Regions from separate parts of the Homo sapiens genome. Here region 1 is linked to region 2. Evidence: chromatin contacts called from ENCODE Hi-C or POLR2A ChIA-PET data. All regions are on one chromosome and are shown on one strand. The core of a region is the stretch at or near the end of the contact, and the rest is flanking DNA. Distances in the headings are between cores, read along the strand shown.

The links. Hi-C counts contacts between places; a loop is a spot of excess contacts on that map. ChIA-PET counts read pairs that join two places held with the same protein, here RNA polymerase II (POLR2A). Pooled maps may share reads with other maps.
Region 1: a loop to region 2 is called in a pooled map, with 5 times the contacts of the local background. The contact joins the promoter of DNAI3 here to the enhancer-like site in region 2. A Hi-C loop is called at or near these places in 2 of 50 pooled maps. POLR2A ChIA-PET finds 5 or more read pairs at or near these places in 2 of 52 experiments (H1 and PC-9).

What each region holds. Positions count from the first base shown.
Region 1 is chr1:85,059,472-85,064,105 of GRCh38, forward strand. It overlaps DNAI3 (dynein axonemal intermediate chain 3), which reads left to right and starts at 2,856. Exons shown (of 23, transcript NM_145172.5): 1 at 2,856-3,015. RefSeq lists an enhancer at 2,491-2,991.
Region 2 is chr1:84,597,805-84,602,688 of GRCh38, forward strand. It overlaps LINC01461 (long intergenic non-protein coding RNA 1461), which reads right to left. Exons shown (of 3, transcript NR_125761.1): 3 at 160-292. Among named protein-coding and RNA genes, the nearest start is that of LINC01461, 21 kb to the right of the region's middle. Within about 2 kb of position 1,532, at least 8 of the 41 ENCODE cell types and tissues checked have a DNase peak (open chromatin) inside an H3K27ac peak, as active enhancers do; they include PC-9, where a contact is called at or near this core.

The sequences.
Region 1 (4,634 bases), core at 1,606-4,105, 460 kb after region 2:
AGTCTAGAGGGGGAGACATCTATCTAAACAAGCTATTGCAACACAATGTAATACTTGCTATAATGGAAAAATAGAGGAAAGAGTGTCTAATTCTACCGAGTGCCTGTATGGCTGGACAGAGAAGGTGACATTTGAGTTGGGTCTTGAAAAATAAATAGTCATTTACCAAGTAATGAGGATGAAGAAAGGCATTACAGATGGAGGCAGAGGTAGAAGTGGTGGCACCTGGATGAGCAGACACACAGTTGTAACCCAGCACAGCACAGGGGACCAGTCAGGAGCTGTGTAACCAGAGCTCTGGCTCTCAACCTGAGACCCACACACTCCTGGACCTGCACAGCAGTATGTCAGGGGCTGTGCAAAACCACAGGATGAGCATGTCACAGTTGCCTAAGGTTTCTTTGTGTTTATTCAGTTTTCTGTCAATTTTAGTTAATAGTGGCTTTAGACATTTTTTTAAAAATTGAAACAAACACGAATCCATTGCAAAGCCAAATGCAAAAACTTCATAAATTCTTTATATGAAACAAATATGTCTCAGTTGCAGAAGTCTATTTCATGTTATAAACCTTCTTTCCATCAACCTACTACTCACTCCTGGCCCCTGTGATTTCCTGCTCCTTGGCTGTTAAGGGTCTTCAGTTAAGAAGCACTGGACTAAAATGTGGGTTGGGCTGGGGACAGAGGCAGGAAATGAGGTTAGAAAAATAACTAATTACCTTCCAGATTTATTTCCAGTGTCTTTCAGAACCCTGTTTATACAGGGTTTCATATGCCAGATTGAGCATATTTAAGCAGGGTGACGTCAGGATTCAAACTATGGAAAATTATGTGGCAACTTGGCAAATAAATTAGAGGGAAAGAGATAGAACAAGTCAAAAGACTATTGCTACCGTCTAGGTGAGAGATAAGGCATATCTGAAATAAGGCAGAGGCAGAGGATGGCTAAGAGAAAATGGATTATTTGAGAGACAATTAAGAAAGAAAAATGACAGAACTTAAATGATATGTTGACTGTGGGCAGTAGAAGAGGAGTCAAGGATGACTTTCAGATTTCGTTTTGCAACTGATGGACAATGATACTATTACCTAGGGTAGAAAATAAAGAAGGAAAAAAAGTTTCTGAAAGATAATGAGTTGACTTTGGCTCTGCTAAGTTGTGGTGCTATGGTCATTCATTCATTCACTACATTTAATCTTTATTTAGCATCTATTAAACAACATGAACTGAACTACACAGGTAGTTGGAAATGTCCAGTAGCTAGAGGAAATTCAGGTATGGAATTTAAGAGATATGTTAGGCTGAGAATGTAGAAATGGAAGTCCAGTGTGTTTAGTGGTGATGGCTGAAGCTAAGGGGAATATATGATGCCGACGCCACCAGGAGAGTGCGAAGAGTGACAAAAGAAGACTCAAGACTGAGCCCAGGGGAAAACGAATCTTCCACTTCCTGGGAGTGGACAAGCTGGAAAAAAGTTGTCAGAATGTTTAGATAATACCTCTTTTTTAGTTTTTTTCCTTCATAATTTGTATTGTAAAATTCATTTGAATTTTGTGAACACAAATTCTTCAGAAATTTGAAAGAATCTATATAATCTTTCTGCACATAACGTAAAAATCTTCATTCAGGATCCTTAAAGTCTCATATGTTATAAATGATTAGCCTCTTCTCAATTAAAGATTTTATTTAAATTGGGTGTAAAAATTAATTTAGACCAATTACAGAAGTCAATTACATTGCTTTATTAAATTCTGCCAGTTTACAAATTAGGAAGTTATTATTATTATTATTTTTTAAGACGGACCCTCGCTCTGTCGCCCAGGCTGGAGTGCAGTGGTGCGATCTTGGCTCCCAGGTTCAAGCGATTCTCCTGCCTCAGCCTTCTGAGTCGCTGGGACTTACAGGTGCACGCCACCACGCCTGGCTAATTTTTTTGTATTTTTAGTAGAGACGGGGTTTCACCGTGTTAGCCAGGATAGTCTCGATCTCCTGACCTCGTGATCTGCCTTCCTCAGCCTCCCAAAGTGCTGGGATTACAGGCATGAGCCACCGCAGCAGCCCCCTGAACTCTCATATGTTATAAATGATCAGCCTTTTCTCAATTAAAGATTTTATTTAAATTAGGTGTGAAAATTTATTTACACCAATTACAGCAGTCAATTACATTACTTTATTAAATTCTGCCACTTTACAAATTAGACAGTTATAATTATTTTTTAAGGGAAAGGAGGAGAACAGTGTTCAGAGAGTTGAGCGTCACTGTATGAATCCCACCGGACTCCTAATCACAGATAAAATGAACCTTGGGTTACTCACGGATTCAAGTTTCTTCCCCGGAGACTCATATTTACAGCTTGAGTCAAATTCTAAACAAAAGTTATTCTGGCAAGAAGGAAATGTAACCCATTAGGGTTCTGGGGCGCCCACGACAACCAGTGGGGCGCAGCTTCCTCTCCACTCCCTAGGAGGGCCCAGCTCGCTGCAGGGGGTGGGCAGGAAAGCTGCCCGAAAGGATTCTGAGCGGGCAGCCTCCTTAACATTTTCTCTCCTGGTTCCTAGGGTCCACACCCCAGAAAGATTCTTCTCTGGCTGAGATTGCGGTGGGTGTGAGGCATGGACCGAGCCTGTTAGACCTGGGGTCAGGCCGGGCCACTGTCATTAATATACTTAAGACACAAAACTCTTTCCTTGGTAGTGGAAAGCTGCTGGCCTCACCCGGTTCGCGTTGAGTGACGTCACATAGTGGCAACCAATCACAAGTCTGCTTTGAAAGATACTGTTAGGGAGCGGACACTGTATTGGTAGAGATGCTCTGTCAGTCTCGCAGAGGACTCGCCTCTTTTCTCTTAGCGACAGATGCGTCCTGGCAACAGTCGGCAGAGTTGCTGCGGTTTGTGCCCTTGCGATTTCTTTTTCTGAGAGAGGAGAGTCAAACTCCCACCTCCAGCTCTCGAAGGAGCTTTTCCTGAGGGCACTGCAAAGAGGCTCCTTTTCTTTCAGATCAGCAGTATCAGGTAAGAGAAGCTCTGAATGGGAAAGGCGGCTTGGAAAACAAGTATTTTACTCACTCTTTCAAGGGTATTTGAACACTCGCTGTGTCAGCAATGTGCTAGGCTAGTGGCAGTGAAGACTACAAAAAACACAAGTCTTTCCCTGCTTTCAAAGAGCTTCCAGCCTCGTGAGGGAAACAAAAATAGCAACGAGAGAGCAGTTAACGACACTCTAAGAACTTTAAGGGCATGTACTGTCTTGTTCCCATGTTATATATACCCAGTGACTATCATATTGCCTAGTACATAGTAGGAACTCAATAAACCATGAATGAGTCAGTTAATGAATGAATGAATGAATGAATGAATGAATGAATGCCAAAACAGCATGATTCTGATTATCCGTCTAGGGGCGGGGGTCAAACAATAAAAGATTAATGTGGGCTGAAATAGATTACTTCAGGACTGTTTAGAAAGGGCTAGAGTAGATAAACAGTGAGGAAGATGAACAGGGAACACAAACTCTTTGAAAGTAAGGACATTGTCTTATTCCCCTAGTGACTAGTTTACCCAGTACCTAATTGCTGCGCAATACTTTCTCCTTCTTCTTGTGTATGGTGAATGCTAAATGAATTCACAGCAATCTTTTAGGAAGCTCAGAGTTTGAAGCCCTCTGCCTTTGCAGAGGCCTGACATAAGTAATTACACATAGTATGACTGGAAAGTGTCAGGGAGAACAAGATTGTTTCAGCCTGAGTGAGGAAGTCAGGGAGGCTTTCGGCTTTGGGGGAAAAGTTCATAATTGCCTTGAATGATGAGAAAGATTGAAGCAAGCAGAGAGATGCCTGCATGGTGTGGACCAGGAGCAGCAGGAGGGGTGGGAGGGAAGGGGATTCTCCAGAGAGGGAGGTGGGAAAGTCCTCGACTGTTTGGGAATGAATGGAAACCGTGTGAGGCTGGAATAGAACTGGAAAGGTTGACGCAGTGAGGCACACTGTGAAAGTACTGAAGGCCATACTTATGTGAGTTCAGACTCTATTTTGTTTTGCAAAATCTGGTGTATAGACCACCAGTGCAAGACTGTCTCACAATGCTTTTAAAAATGCGGAGTCCCAGGCTCAACCCAGACCAGCAAAATCAAAGGAGGTCCAGGAAATTTGCATTTCAAATGAGCTCCATTTCTACAATCTGGAAGAGAATGCTACTGTGAATGATAGGGACCCATAAAAAGTCATTATACAGGGAAGAGACTTGATAAGAGATGCATTTTTGGAGAGCTCTGAGGTTGGCCTCTTGAGTAGTTGTTCTGGTTAGAACAGAGGCAGAGAGGCCAGTTAAGTGTCCATGATCTAGGGCAGAGGATTCAGGGAGGAGAATCTGTGGATTTTTTTAATTACATATTTATTTTCACTAACCACCAATTGAAATGTATTCAATTGGTAACAAACCACAGTAGTACTCACAGGCCTGTGACTTTGTTAGTAACTCTTTTCATATTACATTAAAGAGATTGTAAATATATTATTTATACTCATCATTACCTCACAATTAAGGTAGTTATTAGAACCACAGCTAGATTTTGTTATTTAACGTGTTAATAAAGTACAAATTATTTTATCATAATTTAAAAAATATTTTAATAA
Region 2 (4,884 bases), core at 282-2,781:
TAGAACATCTCAGACAACGTAGGACATAATTTGAAAAGTACTGATCAAATCAGTACAGCACTGATTAAAGAGCAGGTATTGAGTGCCACGCCCATTGGGTGTTGATCCAGGGAAGAAGCTGGGAGCCCTAGTCTTGGAACCCACCTGAGGATAGCCTAGAATGTCGTTCATGTACATAGTCTTCAACCTTTTTTTGCAAGGGCTGAGGTCCCTGGTCTTGTTCACAATCATCCTGCTGTACTTTTGGTCTTCTTGGATGGCATATCTGGTGGGCAAACTCCAAAACTGCCAACTGCAAACAAGAGAGAGAACAATCCCTCTGTCATCTGGCCATCCTACCCCGCAGCTGAGGGGAGTGTCAGCGAACCTGGAGCACCTCCCGCAGTTCACAGACTAGTTATGTTTTCTTGATGGTCACATGCAGCATGTGGAGGATACTACAGAATATGTTGATGATGGTTTTCAACATCTTTTCAGAAGCATAAAATTTCCAGCCTTCCGTGGTATGTTTAAATTTCACAGGGTCAGAGAGGTGGGCTGCCATCATAGCGGTTTGGGGGCCAGAAACATTTATATTTATTAATTTGAGGAGATCAAATCTAGAAGCAAGATTATGGGAAATGCTAACATTTTTCAAACAAAAGCGTTCGAAAGAAAATATGAGAAAACATCCTTAGTGTTTGAGAATTGTTTTTTAGTTTACTCTAGCAGTCTGTTTATTCTTTCATCCTATAAATATGTAGCAAGTATCTGCCTTGTGTTAAGTCCTGTAATGTGCTAAACGTTGGGATCACTTTCAAAGAGCTGGATGAGGTTTCCATGATGTCATACCACCTTGAAGATTTTCCAGGCCATTTAAGGCCTTCACTTACTGTAATTTCTCCCCAATTCCCCTCCACTCCATTTCTGAAAAAATACAAGCCTTTGGGAAATCCACCAGACCTGGGCAGAAGCCTAATTACCCTTTTGGAGACTCCCCAGGGGCTCCAGTGGTCCTCATTGTTTTGATCTCAGCCTCCTGACCTGGTTTAGAAGCAAACCTGGAGTTGCATGGGGTAGCATTTTATCATCTGCAGGTAGAGATCTGGCTAGTTGCTTGCATATGAGAAAAAGAGAACTGAGAGAGCCAATTTCAAATTGAGTTGGCAGAAACCAGTGTGCAGGAAGAACTATTCTGGCAGTTTTTAAATGACTTCCAAAGTATTTTGCATTTGAGAGAGCAACTAAACTGGTAAAAGAAACACTTGGATTGCACGGAATTGACTCAAGTGTAAAATAATATGGCTAATTTTCTCTTTTGATTTGGGATGATTGATGGAGTTGTGTGGAGGAGTGTGGGCAGAGAGAGCGTCTTTCTCTCCTTTCCCTGCCCTCCCACCAGTTCCACCTTACAGGACCTCTCTGGGCTCCCTTTAGGAATGCTATATAGACTTAGCTCTCCCTGCAAACTTGGGGGCGAGTCTCCTCCAGTGTTAACTCTGAAAAATTCAGGAGAGCATGAGTGTTTTAAGACCACAGGCTTTCTGATGTGTGACTCAGATCTGTGTTTAAAAGAGTCCATAACCCTAGAAGATTCTGATCATGATGGAAGAAGAATTTGCACTGTTCTCACTGATTAGACATGGAAAATCATTAGTTTCGCTTCTAGGGAAGAATTTAAACAATTGACAAAGCTATAGATTTTGCAGTCACAGCAGGGAGAAAGTGGAGGAAAAACATTTAAACAAGCAAAATTATTGATAAGAAATGGGCCCCTGTCTGGTTTCTATAACTTAGTTCTTCTGACTCATAGATGTTATAAAAAGCATCCTGCCTGAGTCAGAAATTTATTTTGGAGATATTACAGCTGCTCCCTTCCTGTTGAAAGGCATTTGTGAAAAAACTGTATATGACTAAAGACTTATATCAGCATTAGAAATGGTCGAGGCTAGGTGTACCCGTTATACTAGCACTTTGGGAGACCAAGGTGGATCACCTGAGGCCAGGAGTTCAAGACCAGCATGGGCAACATGGCAAAACCTCGTCTCTACAAACAAACACCCCAAAAAAGAAAAATTAGCCAGGCATAGTAGCACACACCTGTAGTCTCAGCTGCTCAAGAGTGAGGTGAGAAATTCACTTGAGCCCGGGAGATCAAGGCTGCAGTGAGCCATGATGGTACCACTGGGCAACAGAGTAAGACCCTGTCAAAAAAAAAGGAAGGAAGGAAGGAAGGAAAGGGAAAAATGGTCCAGAAGAAAGGTGAAAGTACAAAACAGAAGTGTGGGCCCTCTGGCTATTATCAATACTCAGAAAACTGCCTGTTCAAGAATTAGGCCAATTCCTGTTATATATCCAAGAGCTTGAACTATAGTCAATGGATGTTCTATATTTGTTTAGAATGATTGGTTGAGTGAGGAATTTCTTAAGAATAAGATTTGTTTATGCTCCCAGGGCTTGACAAGCCCCATTTTCATCTCAGGTCTCTAAACAAATTTTAAATGTAGACATAAACAATGGACAATTCATTATAGTATGCTCCATTATAGTACTTGATACACAGGTAGATAAATCCTGTTCTAAGGAGCAGACAAACAGACGAGGAAAGTTAAAACATACAGCTCTAGGAATTGTACTTTACTTAAGCCTCAATTTAGACAAATTAGACTATGTTAGTTCAGTTAGGAACAATAATATATTCTCATCACATGTGAATCTTCTGTAAGCTGTTTTGAAATAGAAGGTTAATAAAAGCTTAGAGGCCTAAGCATTCAATTCTGTTCTGGGATTTTCAACACTTACTATTTTTACTGGAACCCTTCATATGGGGTTTTCTTAAGACATTTTGGTGGTAGTAGAGGTGGTGAAATTAAGGCAAAAAAGAAAAACAAGTTGCTATTTCATTATAGGGGTGGGGACAGAACAAGGCTGAAGGGGCAGGGACCAGGGGTGAGGAAATGGGGCAGACAATGACCACTCATTGAGAACATTTTGGTTAAAAAAATGCCAATAATAGCACACAAATGGAGTAGGTGGGTAGTGTGACTCGGGGAACTCTGTGTGTTGAAGGTTTGACTTAAAACTATGCCCAACAGGAAGAGCATGGGGCTGGGGCTGGGGCAGGTTTGGGGGTTGGGAGGCAGAGGCGTTGTGGGGAAACACTGAAGGCTGAAGATGTCTGGAAGAGGGTGATTCCCGAGGAAATGAAGTCATGAGATGCAGGGCACGGGTGGAAGCTTTAATCCTGTGATCAGGGAAAAGGAGCAGCTTGTGGGGAAAGGCTTGGTCTTAGAGGCTGGGAACCCAGCACAGGCCTGCACTGTTTGCCCAACAGATCACCCAAAACGCACTTGGACTCAACTCAAGTGTCTTCCCTTCTGAAGCTCTGTGCCCTTAGAATCCAGTTTGGACCAGGTACGGCAGCTCACACCTGTAATCCTAGCACTTTGGGAGGCAGAGGCAGGTAGATTGCTTGAGCCCTGGAGTTCAAGACCAGCCTGGGCAACATGGCGAAACCCCATCTCTACAAAAAATACTAAAAATTAGCCAGGTGTGCTGGCATGTAGTCCCAGCTACTCAGGAGGCTAAGGTGGGAGGGTCACCTGAGTCTGGGGTGGTTGAGGCAGCAGTGAGCCATGATCATGCCACTGCACTTCAGCCTGGGTGAAAGAGCAAGACCCTATCTCAAAAAAAAGTCAATTTATGCCACATAGATCTGATCATAAGCTTTTGTCCTTAAGTACTTCATTGCTGTTGTTTGTTTGTTTGTTTTGAGACGGAATCTCACTCTGTCGCCAGGCTGGAGTGCAGTGGCACAATCTCGGCTCACTGCAGCCTCCACCTCCCAGGTTCAAGCAATTCTCCTGCCTCAGCCTCCCAAGTAACTGGGACTACAGGCACATGTCACCACGCCCAGCTAATTTTTGTATTTTTAGTAGAGACGGGGTTTCACCATGTTGGCCAGGATGGTCTCAATCTCCTGGCCTCATGATCCGCCCGCCTCGGCCTCCCAAAGTGCTGGGATTAGGGGTGTGAGCCACCGTGCCCAGCCCATTGTTTTTAAATTACAAAGTCTACACCGGTGAGCTAGCATGTGAAGCCCAGTTCTGTTTCTCACCATTTTCCTCTAACCAATCCTACCCACTATGCTCTGGCCTCCCAGTGGTTTCAGAGTATGGTCCCTGGACTAGCAACATGAGTATCACCTGAGAACTTGTTTAAAATGCAAAGTTTCAGGCCCTACTTTAGATTTAATGAATCAGACACTCTGGAGGAGGGATCCAGCAATCTGCTTCTTAACAAGGCTTCCAGGGCCTTCAGGTGCAGGCTCAAGTTTGAGAACCACTGGGCAGGTTCTGCTGAACTACTGGCTCTTCCCTACGCTCCACTGTATGACATCTCCATGCCTTTGCGCATGCTGTTCTCTCTGACCAAAAGTCTTTTCTCCCTTCCATTCCTGTTTTTTAAAAGTTAAATCAAGGATTATTCCCTCTATAATTCCTTTCCTGTTCAGCTCTTTCTTTCCTGATTATGGTGACTGCTACTGTCACCCTTGCATCCACGGAAACGAGTGAAAATGTCTATCATTCATAGGCCATGCTTTGTTGTCCTCATGGTTTATGTGTCTGCTTCCTCAAAAGACAGCAAGCTCCCCAAGGTAGTGACCATATTTGTCCTGGCACAGTGCTGGGGCTCAGAAAATGTTTGTTGCGTTGACATGTTACTGAAAAGCAAAGTGCAGAGAGGGGAGGGAAGAAAAGGGAAAGTGAAGAGTGTGCAAACGATCAACAACTACCACAATTAGAAAAGCTGGCACTGATTGAGTTCTATCTGTGTGATAGGTTCTGTGCTAATGCTTCGCAGGGACTGTGTCATTTAATCTTCCCAACAATTCTGTAGGTTTGA